2 separate regions of the Homo sapiens genome follow, and region 1 is linked to region 2. The links are chromatin contacts, found by Hi-C or POLR2A ChIA-PET in ENCODE. All regions are on one chromosome and are shown on one strand. Each heading gives the region's core, a stretch centred on a gene start or an enhancer-like site at or near the end of the contact. The rest is flanking DNA. Distances are from core to core; before and after follow the strand shown.

Region 1 (5,758 bases), core at 981-3,480, 260 kb after region 2:
AATTCAGCTAAAAAACTTTTGTCCTTCCAAAGACACCATCAAGAAAATGAAGAGACAAGCCTACAATGAATAAGAGAAAAAATGTGCAGATAATATTACACGTATCACAGCTCAACACCAAAACACCAAATAACTAAAAAATGGGCAAAAATCTAAATAGACATTTCTCTAAGGAAGATAAATGCATGGCCAATAAGTGCATGAAAAGATGCTCAACATCATTAGCCATCAGGGAATGCAAATCAAAACCATAATTAAATGTCATCTCACACCCATTAAGATGGCTAAAATTTTTATGAAACAGAAATAACAAGTATTGACAAGGAAGTGGCAAAATTAGAACTCTCATACACTGCTCATTGGAATATATAATTAATTGTGCACCTCCATGGAATACTATATAACCATAAAAAAGAATGAGATCATGTCCTTTGCAGCAACATGGATGCAGCTGGAGGCTATTATTCTAAGTGAATTAAACACAGAAACAAAAAACCAAATACTACATGTTCTCACTTATAAGTCAGAGCTAAACATTGGGTACACATGGACATAAAGATGGGAACAATAGGCACTGGGAACTCCAAAGTGGTGAATGAGGATGGGAGGCAAGGGTTGAAAAACTACCTGTTAGGTACTATGTTCAGTATTTAGGTGATGGGTTCAGCAGAAACCCAAATCAGCATCATGCAATATATACATGTAACAAACCTGTACATGTACTCCCTGAATCTAAAATAAACATATTTTTTAAAATAAAATAAAGTGGTGCAGCTGCCTTCGAAAGCAGTCTGGCAGTTACATGAAAGGTTAAACACAAAGTTACTGTATGAGCCAGCAACTCTATTCTTAGGTATATACCCAAAAGAAATGAAAACATATGTTCACACATAAACTTGTCCACCAGTGTTCACAGAATATTGTTCATAAGAGCTAAAAGGTAGAAACGGCCCAAATGTCCATCAATGGACAAATGAATAAACACAGTATGGTATTTCCATATAATTGTATACTTTTTGGAAGTAAAAAGAAACGAAGTACTGATACATGCTACGGTATGGATGAACTTTGAAAAGATTATGCTAAGTGAAGGAAATCAGTCACTAAGTGAAGGAAGCCAGTCACTAAAGACAACATATTGTATTATTCCATTTATAAGAAATGTCCAGAATAGGCAAATCTGTAGAAACAGAGAGTAGATCATTGGTTGCCTAAGGCTGGAAGGAATCAGGGAAGGCCCTGAGGAGTGATGGCTGATAAATAAGGAGTGTGGCAGGTTTCTTTTTTGGGTTATAAAAATGTTTTAAAATTGGTGTGATGATGGCTGCACAACTCTATGAATATATGAAAAGCCACTGACTTGTACATTCTAAATTGGTGAATTGTATGATCTGTGAATTATGTCTCAATAAAGCCATTGGGAGACAATATAAATAAATACAATCCAGAGACATTGTCCTGTGGGTAAATACTAAATAGAATCATTAGGCTGGTCTCTGGATTTGTCTATTCAATGCTTTCATGTTGGTTTTCTTTATCTTCCAGCTCCAGAAAAGGCCTGTAGTTCCAGCTACTGGGGAGGCTGATGGAAGGATTGCATGAGCCTGGGAGGTCAAAGCTGCAGTGAGCTGTGATCGCACCACTGCACTCCAGCCTGGGTGACAGAGTGAGACCCAGTCTCAAAAAAAAAAAAAAAAAAAAAAAAAAAAAAGCAAGCAAGCAAGAAAGAAAAAAGTGCTCGTTTCAGCAGCACATATACTAAAAATTGGAATGATACGGAGAAGACTACCATGGCCTCTGAGCAAGAATGACACAAAAATCCTGCAAAATAAAAAGCCTGAGCAAAGTGACTTGCCCAGGATGCCACAGTTCACAGTGGTAGAACCACAACTGGAAACCAGGACTTTGACTCCCAGGCAGCTGCCCCTTCCACGAGTTCCATGTCCCATGTGCATGCTATGTTTGTACTGGGGTCAATGGCAACCGTCTTATTTGGATATTCTTATTTTCCTCTATGCCCTGAGAAACCTGGTTTGTAGACAGAAAAGGCTGATTTTTTGCTTCTAAAAGCTTAAGTTGACATTTTGTGTTGTTTTGTTTTGTTCTCCTGGCCCAGCCTAACAAGCATTCACATAGTAGACAACACATGCTTGCTGGACCTTACTTCCTGTCTGGTGACCCAGCTCCCTAGAGACTTGAATCTCAAATAAATGTTTCTGTCAGGAGGCTGAGCTCCCAGCTGTGCAAATTGGTCACAGATGTAATTGCATTTGCCCTCTGCCCTGGAAGAAAACATGCCTGTGGTTGGGGGTTTAGATGTCTCAGAATGAAAGACATTACTCCTGACTCTGGGTAATAGCCGTGACGCTCAAAATAAGCTGCCACAGAGACACGCCATAGTGTTGCCAGATGTACAGGGCTGTTGCTACCCAGAATCTGGATCTGCACAGCCAGTTACCAAACTGTGGCCATGTCATTGGCCAATCAGGCATAGTCAAGAACCTAGCTTTTCCACTGGCTCCTCATACTTTCAAACATAACTCCATCCCCTCTTCTCCTCTCCCTAATGCCCACAAGATCTCTGCAAAGAGCTCTAATTCCAAGTTCCCTGAATGGCAGACAATGGCAGCCCTAGGACATCTACACTGCACAGGCTGCAATTGCTAGAATCTAATTAAAATAAACATTGTAACAAGCTGCTGAGCCCCGCCCAGTGCCTCAGGAGTGCAGTGATGTGACACATCTCACTGCAGCCTCCACCTCCCACCCTCCAGCAATCCTCCTGCTTTGGCCTCCCAAAGAGTGGAAACTACAAGTGTGTGCCACTACACCTGGCTAATTTTTGTACTTTTTGTAGAGATGAAGTCTCGCCATGTTATCGAGGCTGGTCTTGAACTCCTGGGCTCAAGTGGTCCACCCACCTTGGTGTCCCAAAGTGTTGGAATTACAGGTCTGAGTTACTGAATCTGGCCAGATAGATATTTTAAACCCAGTATTTGTCTGCCTTTCTTCCTCAGTAGAATTTGAATGTACCAGGTGGCTGCTAGCTACACACCTGTGTAGGATGAGGCTTATCCTATATGTCTGCCCTATTTGTCTTGTTAAATCATATTATTATTCTGAACGCTTTCCTTCTAAAGCAGACAACCAAAGCATAGGGTATTAGCTCTTCTTAGTCCTTTTCCAATCCAAACATTTAGACTTCTTTCTGCTCACCCCTGGGCAGTATCACCCTCATCAATTTCCTCTTAATTGACTAGAATGAATTGTAACTATCCCCATCAGCAATCACATCTGTTAAGGATTGCAGAGTGCCATTGTTGTACGGGAAGAGCATTTCATTTGAGCCACCAAAAATTTACTAACGTGTGGACACAGGGACAGATACAGAGGATTGCAAACTCCAGTTTCTGAAAAACTCGATTCCAAAGCAAGGGAAAAGGTGCCCTCTAGTGGTAAACACAGCACACTACACCACAGCATCCTTATTCCAGACCGGAAGCCTGGCTATTTGAATCCTATTTTCTGTTTCTTCCAGAAACCCTGAGGTCCAGACAGGATGTGACACATGAAGGTTTAAGTGAATTAAAATAGGCTGCTGACATCTAAGGCCAGGAAGAAATAATGAGTACGGATCCACTTTCACTGAGAGCAACCATCTCTGCTAAGCCACTTCTTCAATTTGGTGGCAAGTAACCAACTATCTGGAATGAGCAAGAAATATTCCCTTCCGAATTCCTTGAAAAATGTGGGGCTTAATTTAGAATATTCAAGTTCTTTTGACATACGTACTAAGACTATACAGTTTTTATAAGTATTCTAAAAGCCCGTATAAATTACAGTTGATTGGGAACTTTTAATGTAATAATTGAGTCCTGACATAAGAGACAGTGCAATGCTCAGGAAATAATGCTGGCCTGAAAGCTTGGAGATATGGACTCCGTGACACAGCCTCTGCCACTAACTAGGTGACTTCGGGCAAGTCCTTCAACATCTCTGACCTCCGTTTTCCCGTTAACAAATGAAAGAATTGGACTAATAATTTCTAAGCTTTTTCAGCTCTAAAATGATCTAATTTGGCCAGGCGCGGTGGCTCATGCCTCTAATCCCAGCACTTTGGGAGGCCAACGTGGGTGGATCACCTGAGGTCAGGACTTTGAGACCAGCCTGGCCAACTTAGTGAAACCCCATCTCTACTAAAAATACAAAAATTAGCCAGGTGTGGTGGCGTGCACCTGTAGTCCCAGCTACTCGGGAGGCTGAGGCAGGAGAATCGCTTGAACCCGGGAGGCGGAGGTTGCAGTGAGCCAAGATTGCACCACTGCACTCCAGCCTGGCAACAGAGCGAGACTTCATCTCACATAAATAAATAAATAAATAATAAAATTATCTAACTTATAAAAACTCTTTTAGGAGAGTTATATTTTGAAATAATATCTTTTGGGGATTTGTGTGTATTTCCTTCATTAACCCCAGGGTACCCTCCCTTAGCCCACTACTAAATAAAAACCAAGATTCAGGACGGGCGCAGTGGCTCAATCCCAGCACTTTGAGAGGCTGAGGCTGGTGGGTTGCTTGGGCCAGGAGTTCAAGATTAGCCTGGCCAATATGTCAAACCCCATCTCTACTAAAAACACACACAAAAATAGCTGGACGTGGTGACGCACCCCTGTTGGGAGGCTGAGGCACGAGAATCGCTTGAACCCAGGAGGCGGAGGTTGCAGTGAGCTGAGATCGTGCCACTGGATGCACTCCAGCCTGGGCAACAGAGCGAGACTGTTTAAAAAAAAAAATAGTCAAAGAACTAGTCGAACTAAGGGTGAGAAAGATGAGAATCAGCCCATGGAACATGCTTTTGCTGTCCATGAATCTAGGAAATACCAGGGCTGGGGAAAGGAGAAAGAGGAGTTAGAGAGGTGAATTACTCAAATGAGAAAAAGGGCCTGGATAGGTAGAGGTAGGAGGTCTCAGAGAGAAGTGGGAAGGAAGATCCTCAAAAGGACAAGCTTCCATGTGTGTCCACACACCAGCTCACCGCTCCAGCCCAGCCCTGGGGACAAGTATCTCTCCTGAATAGAGGGGAGGATGTGCACGCCTCCTGGAGGAGTGGGGACATGAAGAAGCATTTATTTTAGCTCCTTTCCACTGATTACAGAAGCACTAAAGAGAACAAGTTGGGAGCATCTCCACGACAGGGAGGGCAGGGCACTGCCACTGGTACACACAGATCCTGGAACTTTAGTGTGCAGGTGGACTTAATAATACTAATATTAGGAATAGAGATATGTGCACATCTGTTTTTATCAATCAATCAGGTGTTAGCATAATTTGCTATTTCCTTTTTAAGATAGGAAGTAGCTTTTGGTTGTTGAAATTGTTTCCTCTCTTGATTAAATTAATTATCCCTAAGAACTGAAGGCTTCAGTGATCTCTGAGAATTCTTCCAAATGTGAAATATAGTTATTCTAAGACATTTCAAAGCTCAGGTTATTGTATGTTGGGTCTAATGTTAGGCTTCACTGTACCAGAATTCTATTATGTGAAACATTACTTTAAATGAGTAACTCGCCACCTAAAACATGGAATTCCTTCTTTGATATGGCAGCACTGTGTGTAGTCAGGGTTTTGCATTACATCTCTCAGGCCACCCGTGCTGGCTCATGCCTGTAATCCCAGCACTTTGGGAGGTGCTGAAGTGGGAGGATTGCTTGAGCCCAGGAGTTCAAGACCAGCCTGGGCTGCTACATGGCAAAACCTT
Region 2 (5,509 bases), core at 317-2,816:
GTTGGGTGGGAGAAGCTTCAGAGAGCAGCCCCAGACTGATGGGGGAGCTCCAGAGGAAAGACGGCCCACTGGGGGTCCCAAGGAGGGCAGGAATGGTTGGCCTCTGGTACCCTGTAGTGTTCATCATGGCCTTGCACAAAACTGCAGCCAATCTGAAGATGCAGCTGATGGAGGCTGTCCACCAGCCCCCTCCACCAAGCAGATTGTTCTGAAGTGAGACTGAGCAATGCACCACCAGGGCCACCACATGGGGGTAGCAGATGTAGTGTGTGGGTAACGGAAGCTCCAAAAGAGCAGGACTAGCTTTTTTTTCTTTTCTTTTCTTTTCTTTTTTTTTTTTTTTTTGAGACAGAGTCTCAATCTGTCACCCAGACTGAAGTGCAGCAGCATGATCTCGGCTCACTGAAACCTCCACCTCCCAGGCTCAAGCGATTCTCCTGCCTCAGCCTCCCGAGTAGCTAGGATTACAGGTAGGCACTACTACCACTCGGCTAATTTTTATATTTTTGGTAGAAACAGGGTTTCACCATGTTGGCCAGGCTGGTGTTGAACTCTTGACTTCAGATGATCCACCCACGTTGGCCTCCCAAAGTACTGGGATTACAGGTGTGTGCCACCACGGCCCGTGTATTTTTAAAATTTTGCCTTTTCTCATATTTTAGCCCTAATGCTTTGACACATTCAAATTTCATTCAAAAGTTTGTCAAATGAACTAATGAATATATGTCAAGAAACTGAGAGAGTAGAGCATAGAGATAAAGTCTTCCCATTAGGGTTACAGTCCAGCTCCACCACTTACTAACTCATCTTAGGAAAACTATCACTGAATGGGAATGGTGATAAATAGCTCCTACTCTGTGGGTCTTTGTGAGGATTTAAAGAGACTTTAGGAAGAAGACCCAGCACAGTATCTGGAAAATGGTATGCAATCAATGATAACTACTAGTAGTATGATTATTTCTGCCCCTTTCCATTATCTTTTGCAAGAAAACCTTTTAAGAACAAATAGAAACATGTTCAGGCAGTTGGACTACGTTACTTCTTCCTATATTAGACTTTTTTTCACTTTCTATATTAGACCCCGTGCTCCTGGAAAGTGATGAATCCATGTTTTCTTGCTTTGTAAATCATCATAGTGCCCCGAACAATGTTCTAAACACAGTTATTATTTACATCATATAGGTAGAATAAAGATGAAACAAGGGGAGAGTCACCCCGCAGACATTATCAGAGACTTAATGAGTTCTTGGGTGAGAGAGTAAGAATGTGAGTACTCTGTGAGTGTGTCAGAGCTGGAGGAGGGTGGGTTTCACCAATCCTAGATAAATATCACCCTGGATCCGTGTCTTCTCAGCCAGGGAAAGGAAGCAACTTGCTTTTCCTTTTGAACAAAGCCTGTGCCTGAATGAACATCTCTGGAGAGAAATGTGTTTGTACATTAAACTGGTAATTAAAGGTCCCCAAAAAACCAAGTCTCATTACTCAGCTTAAGGAGCTGCCTAGATAGCGTCTGGCATAGTGTCAAGTGTCTGCTTGGTGCAAAGCTGAGCCTGGAGTCGTCCCATAGGCTGGGGGACCTTGGAGACCTGCCTCCTGGGGCTCTCCTGCACCAGACTCATGTTTACATTGGGCTGATCATAAACCAAGCAGGTCCTCACACTTCTCAGGTTTCATTGTTCTCCTTTCTAAATATTTAAACAGGCTGTTAAGAAGAGGGCCGTGTCAACTGCCTGATTCAGTGAACATTACAATGGTTAATTGTCGGGATCACAACAGACGTCACAAACTCCAGGCAGGTTAAAATCTCTCAGCCTTGAGGAAAGCTGCTGCCAGTCATTCTTCTCTAGACTGAAAGAGTCTGTTAGAATCAAGTTCAGATAAGGTAACACTGATCACGTCAATTTCTTCTGCACAAAATAGAGCATGTGGTTTGTACTTTACAAATATTTGTCTAATTAATCACTTTCACTGAGGCAGGGAGATAATAATACCTTATCTTTGTAAAATGCTTCCTATTTGCAAAGCACTTTCACCCATATCATCTAATTTGCTCTTTATTGTTGGGTGTTATTTCTTAGCCAGACTAGGGATGATCCTAGTTATTAATATTAATATTAAAAGCAACCACCACCCCAACCATAGCAGCTGATTTACTGACAGCTTTCTATGTTCCATGCACTGTTTTAAGTACATTACAAGTAGGATGATCAGTGGGAACAGACACCAAAAGAATAAAAAAGATCATGCATTTGCTTTGCACATATTGAATTTTATGCACTTGCTGGGAGGATGCTATACTTGGAATATTTTTCCCCTCCAAACCTCATGTTGAAATTTGATCCCCATTGTTGGAGGTGGGGCCTAACAGGAGGTGTTTGGGTCAAGGTGTGGATCCCTTATGAATGACTTGGTGCTGTTCTCAAGGTAGTGAGTTCTTGCTCTGTTAGTTCCCTCGGCAGCTGGTTATTAAAAAAAAAAAAAAAAAAAAAAGCCTACCCCAGCCCCTGGCTCTCCCTTGCTTCCTCTCTCACCATATGATCTCTGCACAAGCCAGCTCTGGCTCCTGTTCACCTTCCACGATGAGTGAAAGCAGCCTGGGGCCTTCACCAGGAGCAGATGCTGGCACCTGTTTCTTGTACAGCCCGCAGAACTGTAAACCAAGTCAATCTCTTTTTCACAAATTCCCCAGTCTCAGGTATTCCTTCACAGCAATATAAAACTGATTAAGACAGAGGTACTCAGGGTGGCACATTTTTGGACAGTTTCTCCTAGGAAAAACCTTGCTCCCTACAACTAACTTCGATTCTCTCCATCATCCTTTCCATGGCTTCCAAGACGTTCCAGGATCTAGCTCCTTTTCTGTAGTATTCTGAATAAGCCAAATAACTATAATTGATAATAACACAACACTAATGGGGCATGCCTATATGTTAGGCTTTGTTGTAAGCAGTTTCAAGGCATTCTCTCATTTAATCCTCACAACAGCACCATGAGGTGGGTAGAGTTATTGTCTCTATTTTCAGATCAGGAAACTGAGGCATAAAGAGGTTAAGCAATGTGCCTGCGGTCACACAGCTATTAAGTGGTGTGCTGGGACTCTAGCTCACATGGTCTGGCTCTAGTGTCTGTGTTCTTAATCACCACACTGTGTTTCATGGCTGGTAGATTGTGGCATCCCTTTCTGCCAAGATTGGACCTAACTTGACAAACATGGGGTCAGTGAGCCCCGTTGACACCTCTTTGCTCTAGATGAAACAATGAAGGCTCAAAGAGGTCACGTGACCTTCTGAGGAAGTCCCTTCTCAATCTTCAATGTCCAAGTTCATTGCTAATTTTACTATGCCATGCTGTCCTCCTGATATGGTTTGGATTTGTGTCACTGCCCAAATCTCATGTTGAATTAGAGGAAGGGCCTACTAGGAGGTGATTGGATCATGAGGATGGATTTCCCCCTTTCTGTTCTCCTGACAGTGAGTGAATTCTCATGAGATATGATGGTTTAAAAGTGTGTGGCACTTCCCCCTTTGCTCTGTCTCCTGCCACCACGTGAAAAAGGTGCTTGCTTCCTTTTCACCTTCTGCCATGATTGCAAGTTACCTGAGGCCTTCCTGTCATGCTTCCTGTTAAGCCTGTGGAACTGTGAGTCAATTAAATATTTTTTCTTCATAAATTACCAAGTCTCAGGTAGTTCCTGATAGCAGTGTGAGAACAGGCTAATACACCTGCCAAGTTTTAGCATCTCAAACTGAGATACCAAAGCATAAGAGGCAGGTGTCAACTATTTTTTTAAATTAAGCTCTTGGGAGTTGCATAGCGCCCCCCACCCCCGCCAATTAAAATTCATTTTTCACTTTCCTCCATAAAAATGCTTACTTTTGTAATTAATCAGAGAGGAAGAAACCACCAGAAGCCTTCATTTGCTTGGCCTTTCTGGTTGGCCAGCTGTTCTTTGGACATTTGTGTGTTAAACTCCTGGAGGCAGAGTCTTCTTTTCCAAGCTCTCCTGTCTAGGTGCTGACTGCCTGCACTTTTGCTGCCCCATGGTCGTGTTGACTTGAGTTTCCAGAGGGGAGCTGATGTGGGGTATGTCCAGCCTATTCTGGACAAGAGGATGCAACACACTATTACACAAGTTGCCCACACACCAATTAGGCAAATAGTCTACTTTTGCAGGAATTAGACATTTCTTACATTGAGGAAAAGTTGTCCTGGCTGAGGCCTCCTGGTTTGCTCCAGTGGGAATCAAATTATTGGTTTGTAAGAGAACATTTCTGCAATTATCCCTGAAAGAGCACCATCTACCATCTTGTGGGCTACATTTTTTTTTCCCACTTGACTGTCTCTGTAGTTTTATTTGTTTTTAGTTTAGATTTTTTTTTAAACACAGCTTATTACCACTTTTTAAATCTGCATGAAAGTGGAAAATGGTTTTTCCTTATAAAAGACTGTGAGTATCAGGGTAACCTCTACTCTGCCTTCAAACAGGACTGAGATTACTGGCCACTCCCACTGCTGACCACTTTTGAAGTGCTTAGTGAGTTACGCCTGTGAACCTGTTAGCACCACGCTCCACGAGGGTCAAACATTTTCAAATGATCATAATGTGGTTGCTAAAGACACAGCCTCTGTGAGACTTGAAATGTCACAATTGTTTAAACAGTCCTGAGAAAATGACCCTGAAATCACATCCACCTGGGCGAAGCCCATTTCCCCTCCACTTGAAAGCACCACGGTACACACACACACACACCTCCAACATATACAGATGTTATCAGAACTCCAGAAAGCACCAAAACACTGCACTGCACACCACTTCATTTAATTAAAAAACCACTAGTTCTCAACCTCGGCTGCACATTACAATCCCCTGGGGAGCATGGCTACCTTTTGAACATTCTGATGTCCAGGACTGACAACCCAGAGGTTGTGATTTAATTGTTTTGGATAGGGCATGGTGACCAACTGTCCCTATATGCCCAGGACTGAGAAGTTTCCAGGATGTAGGACTTTCGGTGCTAAAACACAGAAGATTCCAGGAATCTGGGACTAGCTAGTCACCCTGGTGGAGACAGGCTGTTTTTGTAAATGTCCCTGGCGATTCTATTCTGCAGTGAGGGTTGAGAACCATTGGGCTAAACTTTCTCAACTTTAACCCACATGCTGAGGACAAGTAACTTAAAACTTGAGAAAATATTGTTCTTTTGTAGAGGATTTCTTTTTTCATACTACTACTAATAAAGAGACCCTCTGTAAATGAGTCCTGGCCAACTGGTGCCTTGCCTTCCCTTCAAGGGCCCCAAAAGAGTCACTGTTCCTGGGAGCAGCTTGCTATTTCCTCCCCTCACTGGGCAGAAATCCACACAATGAGCCCCTCTGTTAAAGTAAGGAGGGAATATGGAGTTGATTATTTTATAATTAAAGAAGACTCTGGGGGAGATGTTTTGCTCAGGAGCCCAGCATTCCAAACTGGGTCACTGTGAGCTGGAGCTGTCATCAGCCCTAACCAGCA

What was found. Hi-C counts contacts between places; a loop is a spot of excess contacts on that map. ChIA-PET counts read pairs that join two places held with the same protein, here RNA polymerase II (POLR2A). Pooled maps may share reads with other maps.
Region 1: a loop to region 2 is called in a pooled map, with 3 times the contacts of the local background. The contact joins two enhancer-like sites. A Hi-C loop is called at or near these places in 1 of 168 maps with a recorded cell type or tissue (endothelial cell of umbilical vein), 3 of 37 single-sample maps with no recorded cell type and 2 of 50 pooled maps. POLR2A ChIA-PET finds 5 or more read pairs at or near these places in 1 of 52 experiments (activated T-cell).

The regions. Positions count from the first base shown.
Region 1 is chr6:16,203,280-16,209,037 of GRCh38, forward strand. It overlaps the pseudogene RNU6-1114P. Among named protein-coding and RNA genes, the nearest start is that of GMPR, 32 kb to the right of the region's middle. RefSeq lists enhancers at 2,246-2,335, 2,546-2,755. Within about 2 kb of position 2,231, at least 9 of the 41 ENCODE cell types and tissues checked have a DNase peak (open chromatin) inside an H3K27ac peak, as active enhancers do.
Region 2 is chr6:15,947,890-15,953,398 of GRCh38, forward strand. No RefSeq gene overlaps it. Among named protein-coding and RNA genes, the nearest start is that of LINC02543, 44 kb to the right of the region's middle. Within about 2 kb of position 1,567, at least 3 of the 41 ENCODE cell types and tissues checked have a DNase peak (open chromatin) inside an H3K27ac peak, as active enhancers do.